2 separate regions of the Homo sapiens genome follow, and region 2 is linked to region 1. The links are chromatin contacts, found by Hi-C in ENCODE. All regions are on one chromosome and are shown on one strand. Each heading gives the region's core, a stretch centred on a gene start or an enhancer-like site at or near the end of the contact. The rest is flanking DNA. Distances are from core to core; before and after follow the strand shown. Region 1 overlaps SKIDA1 (SKI/DACH domain containing 1). Region 2 holds the start of PTF1A (pancreas associated transcription factor 1a).

Region 1 (4,940 bases), core at 2,336-4,835:
AGCCTCCTGAGTAGCTGGGATTACGGGCGCGTGCCACCATGTCCGGCTAATTTTTGTATTTTTAGTAGAGACGGGGTTTCACCATGTTGACCAGGCTGGTCCCGAACTCCTGACCTCAGGTGATCCGCCTGTCTCGGCCTCCCAAAGTGCTGGGATTAAAGGTGTGATCCACCATGCCCGGGCTGAAATATTTCTCGTAATAGCAGAATATTTCATGGCCGAACTCTTGATAGTGACAAATCAGTAAATACAACCAAGAAAAAGAAAATGAGGGGTCAGAGTTGCAATACCCCAAATGAAAAATAACAGTTTTTTCAGGGCTTTTTGGTACCAGAACTCAGGCACTTGGATTTTATGACCTTATACTTTTTCTGCATCTCTCTAAAACTTGTGTTTTCAGACCATCCTGTGTATAGAGCAGGAGAGTTTCTACTGCAAGTGACAATCAGAGGTGACTATCTATATTTGCACTTAAAATCAAAGTAGTTCAACATGCAAATGCTAGGGTCTAGCCCTGGGTAAGGGCCATGCTGGTGTACTGTGTTGTGATGATGGAAGCAGTAAATCAAAATTATGGAAATTTGCACTGTTGAAAAGCATGCTTTAGCTTTATTTTCAATTAAAAACACTGTTTAAAATTCCTGGTTCCATACATTTCTACTTATTCCAGATTGAAGAACGGTTAACAGGATTGAATGGTTTTGTTGACATTTTCACTTGTAATGTTTTTGCCTGAAAGAAATGCATTTATTGGGTGTAGTGTTTTGTTGTAATACTATGTGACGAGGCCAGTCAGGTTCTGTGCAGAACACTGGTGGATTTCTTTCCAAGCAAGAACAAAACTTTACAAACTTGTTACACATCAAGTAGGAAAAGTTTCAGGCTTAAGAAAGTGAAGCAGAGATCAGTGATTTTTTTAATGAAAGTTGAATCTAATAATTTCTGGCCCACCTCCTTTAGTCTGACAAATTATGTATCTCAGATCCTTGCTATCTTGAATCTAAGAAGTTGCATCTATAGATCATAAATCACAAAACAAAACAAAACACCAATGAAATGTTTACTGTGTGAATTTAAGTCACTATTTCTCATGGAAATTCAGTCTATTGTTTTTGTTTTTCCTTAACCTTTTAGTTCCTATTCCCTTTGAAATTTTCCTTTTGTCTATAAATGTTTCAGTTAGATCTGGATGGCCTCAGCCCCTAATTGCTGAATATGCTCTGTGGTTTTCCTCTTATTGTAAAGGACCGAGGCTGAGAATACCTGCATCCAAATACATTTGGATGGAGTAAACAGATGCTTTCAACTACCTTCCTTCCTTTCCTTCTTGAATGTTGCCATGCCAGGTGTAGGTTCACTGGATTCTTTTTTATTGGAATGGTAGATATGGTCAAAGTGAAAATTTGGGGATGGTATCCTTGAATTCTTGTTTGTATATAATTCCAAAGACCAGTCCATGTTATAGTTAAAGCCCCAGAAAGCTAAACAATTGGCTTCATAATCTCAGTTCTTTCCTCTTTGGAAAGCAATACAGAATTTAGGTGCAGTAAGTTGTCCTGAAAAATCAATCTGTAAAAAGTGTGACACACACATTGGAAGAGTGTAATTTCTACTCTTTAATTACTTCTAAGTTAAGAAAGTTCAAAGTACGGTGACTACTACACGCAGACTAGTACTTCTCTTGTTGGCTAAGGACTCATTGTTCCTAAATTATAAAGTGAGAATAAATTTGAAGTCTACAGATCTTGGATGTGGAAGGACTGTAAGATGGAATAAGCACAATTTAAAACAAATATACCCTGTGGAATTTCTGACATAAAATATTGGCCTCCAGCTTTGACACTTAGTCTCTAACCCTCAGAGAATCAATAGTTTCAGTTTATAGGAGCTGGAGAATGAACAGCATGGAGGCCGAGGCTTTCCAGAGTGATACCATCAAAAGGAAAGAAATTAAATAGTCAACACAAATTTCACCCCACAGTACTACCATAAGCCAGCCAACCACAGCAAAACCTGAGTTAGGGCTTCTGTAAGGAAAGTGTACCAAATAGTATGCAGTAACTTGCAAATACAAGGTATTCTTTCAATTCCTGCTAGCCCCTTAGTTGTTTCCCCATTCTGATATGGGAATTATTCTCAGTACTGTTTATATTATTTTGGTTGTTTTATGATTAATGACAATATCTAGACTTTTCTAAGCTGCTATAAATGTCCCATTTGTTCAGAAAGTTAAGCCTTATTGAGAAAAAAACAAGTTACCTCCATTGATAGATTACATTTTTACATTTAGATGTTTTCAGGGCATAGAATTAAAAACAAACAAAAAAACAAGCACTATATGACTCCAGGGTGACTGATTCCTGTGTCTAAAGTCCAACATTTACAGACATGAGGAAAAAAAGCAGGAAAAGGCTCTTTTTCTAACTTTTTGGGTTAACAAACTTATTTTTGGTCTCCTATAAAAGTAATTTCCTGATAAGACTGTGAAATGAAAATTTAAATATTTTTTTAAGAGGTGTGTGTACTCTGTCTTCCACAGTCAGGTTATCCGCCTTTATAGAAAATGCAGCTTGCTCTTTTTCCACTATTTACTTTTTAAAGTGGGTGTTCTTTTCTACTGGCTTACTTGATTACAGTGGAGTAATCTCAATAATGGTTGTTTATTTGAAAATCAACAAGGAGCCACCACTAAACAACAATAACACAAACTACATGGGGCTGGTGTTGGATTTTTATCTTTTCTGTGTCTGGGCGACTTTCAATGGTCTAGAAATTCCTCAAAGTTCTAATCAACAAGAATTGGGAGTTTCTGCTGATATGAAAATGACAGTTTTGTTTGCATGCAGGAAGAGATGTAGAAACTAATTCCTCAAAAGCATTTTTTTTCTTTCAAAGAGCAAAAACAAAAATCCTTCATGGTAAAGTTGTTTTTTTTTTTTTTTTTTTAATAAGCATTAGCATCTAAAAAATAAAGAAAATGTGGTGAGTTTTGCTTCACCTTAAAAATAACTTCCTGCTGGGAAGGTTGTAAAAAGGAGTTCCCAGAGCCAAACTAGGAAAGGGGGAAAAAAATGCTTCCCATCAACTAACCTCAGGAAATTGGCAAGGAGGAACAGGGCATCCACCTTAGCGAGTCCACCCGGTCACCCCAATCATACCAGGATTCTCCCCTTCCCTGTAAGGAAAAACTATTTTTGATGCTAGCTTTGGTTTTGGTTTGCTCCCTAGGCCAAAGGGCATTTTGCAAACTAGCCTGGGGGATGGGGACATAGGGCAGATCTAGGAGGTGGGGGAGGGCTGCATTTTACCTGTTTGGCATGCCCTCCTTTGCAAAAAAAAAAAAAAAAAAAAAAAAAAAAAAACAGAGTACGTGGGGAGGGCTTAGGGGGGCCCAGCTATCATTCTTCGCCCATGCCCTGGGCCCCCGCTCCTCTCTCGCTTCTTTTCAAACTGTGGCGGCCTCACAAGCTCCTACTTTAAAAGGCCTGAGATGTTTTGCATGAAGCCCTCACAATAGGGGTTGAGGGAATTGACAGTTTCAAAAACAAGGCGTTCAGTCCTTTCCAGCTGCCGAGCCCGCTCTCTCGCACCAACTCCTCGTTCCTCTCTGCTGGTGGCGTCCTCCGGGGCGCGCGGCCGCCCCCACCCCGCCAGCCCGCGCTCCGGCCGGCCCACCCCACCCCCAGGCTGTGTTTGTAAACAGCGGTCAGTGGCCGGGGGCTGCTGGCGCGGGCTAGGGGCTTGGCGGGCTGGGAAGGAAGGCAGGGGCCGGCTGATCGCGCGATGGGCTGCGGGCTAAGGGCCGGCTTGGGGGCCGCAGGGGTTTCAGGGTCCCTTTCCCCCTCGCTTGCCCCAGGCCGCCGAGCTCTAGGGCGCACCGCGCTAAACCTAGGGCAGCTCCGGGCTCTCTGGGCCGGGCCACCACCACAAGAAAGATGTTTAAGTGCCGCCATTTTGCATGGTGGCAAACAAATTTCTTTGTGACTTTTGTTTTCCCGCCCAGATCTTGCTGTCCTCTGAATGGGTGACGATGTCGACCCCCGGGGCGAGCGGCAGGGCCAGCGCCGCGGCACCTCCCGAGCAGCCTCTCGGCCAGTCGGCCTTGGGGCCAGGCCAGGGGCGAGCGGGGGGCGCAGGGCGCGCGGGGGCCGGCCCTCGGGGCCTGGAACGCCTCCCCTCAACTTGGCGCTCCTTTTGTGTGTCCCGAAGTCATCGCCCACCCTGGCACACGCACACGCAGCCTCGCCGTTTCTCACCTTCTCGCCCAGGCCTCATCTCCGCTCCCCAGGCAAATGGGGCCCAGCTCTTCGCATTGGGCGGAGGGCTGGCCAAGGCCTCCAAAAGGCGCGTGTGGATCGCCAGTGGCAAAGGGTTGGGGCTTTCCCCTGGGCCAGTGTGGCCGCGAACGCCTTCTGGGAAGTGGTTCAAGACCAGAGGCCCTGGGTGTTGGGGAGGGCGCGGGGGGCGCAGGCAGGGCCGGGCGCAACTCCCACAGTGGGAGGAATGGGATGAGGCCCGGCTGGCTGGGTTTGGCGCGTGGTCCCCATCCCTGGGAACCTCTCCGTGCATCTGCAAGGGGAATGATGGCCTGGAAACGGGAAACGTGAGAGAGTGACCTGGAAAGCCACCCTCGGTTGGGGAGGTTGGAGTGCAGCAATGCAAACAAAGCTGCTACCGGGGAAGAGGGGAAACAGAGGTGCACCGCAGCTAGGTCACAGGAAAGTGCAACAAGCTTGTTTTCCCGGGTGTTTAAAATGCAGCCCCAGTTGTAAAGTGTGTGAAATTACGCACTGGTCTCTTAAAGAGTGCCTAATTTATAGTAAATAGCAAGGTCTTTGTAAATGGCTTTATTATGTTGTTTCTTGTTAATTGTTGAGAAAATCCCCATTGTTGAGTGTGAAAGGCTTTATGAGCTAACCTGGTCCTCGGCGCAATCACAG
Region 2 (5,290 bases), core at 1,252-3,751, 1.7 Mb before region 1:
AGTGGTCTCTAGGCTTTGGCACCGTAGCCTGTCCCATCTCCTTTGTGAGGAGTAAGCCTGAGTTCCAGGTACCTGATGCTGTTGCTGCCGAAGAGGTTGGTCACAGGGCAGCTCAAGAGTAGCCCCTTTCCCAGCCAGTGGAAGCAGAAAGGCCCATTCGCTTAGCCCACTAGCTCCCTGCTCCCACAGTGCACCGCGCGCTCACTTTTATACACCAGGAATAGACAACGTAGGGGTGACCTTGGGTAAGTCAAATGTCATCTCTGAGCCTTAACTTTACCATCTGCAAAATGGGAACAATAAATACTCCAGGATGTATTTGCATAGGGTGTTTGGAAGGTGGCCCAAAATACAGACAAAAGTTGCTGTGTAGGGCAGGCGACCTAGATGAAGTGCTGTCATAGAAAGTTGAGGTCTAATCCTCTAACCTACCCACCTTTAGGCTAAGTCTGAAATGTAGTTTCTTACTAAAAAGCTACACTTTGAGTCTCTGGTTTGGTTAATTTTTACTAAGTTAATTCTTTTTAAAGAGTATCTATCAAATCATGTACTCAAAAACCTTCAGGAAAAGGTGTAAATAGCATTTATTGACAACGCTTAGAAATAAACCATATCTGGCAATAAATAAGCAGGACGTTTTCTGGCCAGAGTTCTCCCAACAACACAGAGTTCAGGAAAATCATAGGCTATTGCATATTTTCAGAAAATCAGGATAAGTTATATAAATTATATATTTAAAAAGAAATCATCTATTTCATCAACTCAACAGGATAATAAATAGATAAATAATAAACAGTTGATTGCCATTCGAAAAATTTGATTCTTAAATTACATTTACATTATAGATATTTACATGTACAATATGCACAGAGACATAATCAGATCTTCAGCCGAGTCTGGGACTTCTCAGGACACAAACTCAAATGGTGGTTCGTTTTCTATGTTGTTGAAGGAAGATTTGCTGTTGAGTTTTCTGGGGTCCTCTGGGGTCCAGACTTTGGCTGTTCGGATAATATTTTGTTCCTTGAGTTGTTTTTCATCAGTCCATGAGAGAGAGTGTCCTGCTAGGGGAGGGAGGCCATAATCAGGGTCGCTGGGGGAGGGGGACCCTGGACAGGTGAGAAGAGAAAACAGACTGTGAATATCCAACCACATTCCCATTGGTCCCATCAGGTCCTTTAGGACCCTTTCCTGGGTGCTCTCCGGTTATACTAGAACCACCCTCTTCCTCCACACTTCAAGTCCCCACCGTCCCCTCCCAGGAATCCGAGGAGCTGCAAGTCTGGCGGGGACGCGCGCCCTTGAGAGCCGCGGTCAACGTGGCAGAAAAATAAAAAAAAAAAAAAAAACGAGAAACGCGAGCTCGCATTCAAGTTTTTCCGTGCCCACCGACAATCCGTCGGTCCGACTGTCTGCTTGGCAGTCAGCTCCCCCAGCCCCTCCGGAGCCTTCGAGTGCCCGACCCCTTCTCCCTGAGCTGGGAAGCGGAAGCACTTACGGGTGCCCCGATGGCAGATGATGACCTTCTGGGCCTGGCTGCCCGGGCTGTCCCCGCCCAGGCGCCCGCCGCCGCCCGGCCCCCCGCAGCCGCCCGCGCCACCGCCGCGCAAGGGCAGGTCGGCCTGCACGAGCTCGCTGAGGAAGTTGATGTAGCCGATGGCCAGGCGCAGCGTGTCCACCTTGGAGAGGCGCTTCTCGTAGGGCAGCGTGGGGATGTGCGAGCGCAGCCCCTCGAAGGCGTCGTTGATGGACTGCATGCGCCGCCGCTCGCGCACGTTGGCCGCCTGCCGCAGCTGCTGCAGCTCCGCCTCGGAGCGCACCCGCCGCCGGCGCCGCGCCGCCGCAGCCGCCGCTCCGCTCAGGCCGCGCAGCCGCGCCCCGGGAGACAGTACTGCCGCCCCGGCGCACGGGTAGGCCAGGCACGAGGGCGGCGAGCCGGGCGAGTAGGGGAAGCCGCCTGGGGGCGCCCCCGTCTCGCAGCAGTAGCCGCCGCCGCCGCCGTCGTCTGGCTCACCGAGGCCCCCCGAGGACGGCGGGGCGAGCGCTAGCGGGGCGGCCGGGGGCGCGGGCTGCAGCAGCAGGCACGCCCCGTCGCGGTAGCAGTACTCGTGGAGCTGGTGGCTAAGGAACTCCACCTCGGCCTGCTCGTCCGCCAGCAGCTCATCGCCGTCCTCCAGGGGGTCCCGTGAAGACTGGTCGGTGAAGAAGTCGTCCTCGTCGAAGTACGAAGAAGGAAAGGCGTCTAGGCCCCCGGGGAAGTGCTCCAGCAACACCGCGTCCATGCTCGCCGCCGCAGTGGGCAGCGGGACTGCCGGGCTGCGCGTGTTAGTTCTTGGTGAGTTTCTAAGGCCCGTCCGAGCCCCTCCCTCCCGGGGCCCTGGCTGGGGGCAGCTAGGCGGCCGCCGGGCTGCCCGCCCCCGGGCCTCCCTGGAGTGCCCGCGGCCGCTGCGCTCTGGCCCGCGCTCGCGCTGCGCTGGGGAGGGCTGTGGCGGACTTCCTGGAGCTGAGGGCCGGCACGCGAGGATTCTTATAACAACATCCATAGGCGCGTGCCAGGGACCCATCGCGCCAGCCAATCAGAGCGCGGTGTGCCGGCGGCGAGGGGGCCCGGAGGCGCGGCGGTGGGCGGGGGTGGGGGGCGTTTTGCTCCCTTTGGGAGCTCCTGGGGCGAGGAAAAGGCGGGGTCGCGCGGCCCGGGGCTCCTCGCACCGCTCTCTTCCCTCTCCTCTGCCTCTGCATACTGGATTCTGTACCTGCCCCGCGTGCGGCTCCAGGGGCACCTGCGTCCCGCGGTGCCCGCTGCGTACCCGCGCGCGCTGAGCAGCGCCGGCTCCTTCCGCCCTGGGACTGGGGCAGCCGCGCGCCGCGTCTACACGCGGCCAGAGAAGTTCCTAGGGGTGCGCGCCGGTGGCCCAGACGGCGAGAGCGGAGCCCGCGCGGCGATCGTCCTCCTCCGCGGCAGCCTGGGCAATCTAAGGGTGCTGCCCTCAGGGACCAGGTGGGTGCATTCCGCCACCCCCTTATCCGAGGTGCGCGGGGCTCCGGCCTGGGTTCTGCTGGGGGCTTCTGTCCCATCTCTGGACTTTTCAAGGGCTTTTGCACAGTTTGCAGAGTATATGCGGGTGTCATTGGAAGGTGATCCGGGCCCACTCCCACTGCGTTCCAGACGCAACACGGGGGCTGGGAGCGCACCTATGGGACTCCGCTCTGGAGCCTGGCTGTGGTGCCTGGTGCGGGTCCCCAGCGACATCGGCTCAGTGGCTGCCTCCCCTGCCCTCCCCGGCCCGGAGAAAGGAATGGGGAGACGGGAGGGGCAGCCCCCAGAGCAGCTCAGCGGGGCGCGTTTCTTCTGAGAGCAAATCTAGACCCTAGGGATTCTGAGCAATAAACTGGATACAAAAGGAGTCCATTGAATCGTCTGCTCCGGCGCAGTCCGGAGGGAAGGCATTGAAGTTAAAGGGCAGAATGTGAATCGTTTTCAAAGCCCGAGTCTCTCACCTTTCCGACTGGCCACAGGGACCATCCCTGAATGACTTGTTTTTTTCTTTCTCGACCTTTCTTTTCTGAAAAAAAAAAAAAACACAAAACGTATGCAGCTCTGCCCCAAGACAGACTTTATCACAGACTGCGATGCAACGTGAATTCCTCTTTTTAAGAGCAACAAAGAAACACTTTCAAGGTCTGGGCAATTCCGGTTAAAAGCCAGGCTGCAGCTTCCACCCCGGGAGAGTTCAGAAGCGCAGCCATCGTGCGTATTCTCTCTACAGAGGACTGAAAGGAGTCGTCCTCCTGGGCCGCTTCCTTTTTCAGGCACTTGTCTCACTAGAGGCTTCTGTTGGGTATTCAGACGCCTCTCAAATTCCAAGTCATGCCTCTTCAGATTAGTGATTTAAATACGCTTCTTGGTTTTAGACATTGCACTGTAATTAACTGAATTGAGAACAAAGAGTTAAACCAAAAGATATATAAGGTTAGAAGGCCAGAGATTGCCTTACCTTGAACTGCCAACAACCCCAAACAATTTTAACCCAAGGACTGACTGGTTTTCAGTAGTTTTTTCCTGTGTTAGTTTCTCAGCCTTCACAGTGAAGGAGTCGTTCACTATTTGCATATCCTTAAAGGCAAATATGGACAGTTTCCCGGTGATAGAGCCTGAGCTGTGATTCTCTGCAATTAGATTTCTCTTTCTGACCTCAAAGGAAGGGAAGGGGTGTGTGTGTGTGTGTGTGTGTGTGTGTGTGTGTGTGTGTATCAAGGCCAGAGATCTAGCCAGCTAGTGATGTGCACCCTCCCCTTCCTCACGTAGACTAAAACTAAGTGGAAACATGCCCGTGCCCGTGGGTCAATGTGAAGACATGCAAGAGTAGCAAATTACCCAGCTTCAAAGCCTTATCGGAAATATTGACAACTATCCACTGCAGAGAAGACTAGAATTGAGCCTACAAAGTCTCTTTTCAAGAGGCTGAAAGGCTTTCTCTGGTGGCTCTCTAGACTGGTGGCTCTTGAGAAACTGTGTGTCATAGACATGTGGGTAGGTGGAGGACTGGGAGACAGGGGAGTGAGTGTGAATATATGGGTATCTTTTTTTTTCTTTTTTTGGGGGGAGGGTGGGGGTTGGGGGATAAAGTCTTGCTCTGTCGCCCAAGCTGTAGTGCAGTGGCACGATCTCAGCTCATGGCAACCTCCACCCCTCAGGTTCAAGCGATTCTCCTGCCTTGGCCTCCCGAGTAGCTGGGATTACAGGTGCCCGCCACTACGCCTGGCTAATTTTTGTATTTTTAGTAGAAACAGGGTTTCACCACGTTGGCCAGGCTGGTCTGGAACTCCTGACCTCGAGTGATCCACCCACCTTGGCCTCCCAAAGTGCTGGGATTACAGGAATGAGCCACCGTGCCCGGCTATATATGGGTATCTTTTTATTCAATATGATTTTAGCAATCCACTTCCACAGAAAATCATCTGACATTTTTGATGAGTTTGCAGAAGAGTTACAGAGAAATTCACGTTGAGCACCCAGTGAGCTCATGGGAAATTCATTGCTGCTAGCAAGCTTATTGTCTTATGAAGGGGGCAGAACTAGCCTGCAGGCTCTGGGTGGCTCCTAGGGGTGCATGAATGAGCATGGGATAGGAGGAACAGAAAACGTACTCACTTGTTTCAGACATAGCCCTTCCTACCCTTCCTCCTCCTCCTCCTCCCTCCACTGCCCTCGAAGTTTTTAAAGAATTGCTAGCTGTGTGCATACTGGCCTTGTTGAGAATCTAGGACAAGGCCTACAGACAGTGACACT

What was found. A loop is a pair of places that touch in the nucleus more often than their neighbours do. Pooled maps may share reads with other maps.
Region 2: a pooled map shows a loop between it and region 1 (4-fold over the local background). The contact joins the promoter of PTF1A here to the enhancer-like site in region 1. A Hi-C loop is called at or near these places in 6 of 50 pooled maps.

What each region holds. Positions count from the first base shown.
Region 1 is chr10:21,509,176-21,514,115 of GRCh38, reverse strand. It overlaps SKIDA1 (SKI/DACH domain containing 1), which reads left to right. Exons shown (of 4, transcript NM_207371.4): 4 at 1-641. Among named protein-coding and RNA genes, the nearest start is that of SKIDA1, 14 kb to the left of the region's middle. Within about 2 kb of position 3,585, at least 6 of the 41 ENCODE cell types and tissues checked have a DNase peak (open chromatin) inside an H3K27ac peak, as active enhancers do.
Region 2 is chr10:23,189,523-23,194,812 of GRCh38, reverse strand. PTF1A (pancreas associated transcription factor 1a) reads right to left here and starts at 2,501. Exons shown (of 2, transcript NM_178161.3): 1 at 1,499-2,501; 2 at 568-1,109. The coding sequence starts at 2,282. The coding sequence ends at 907.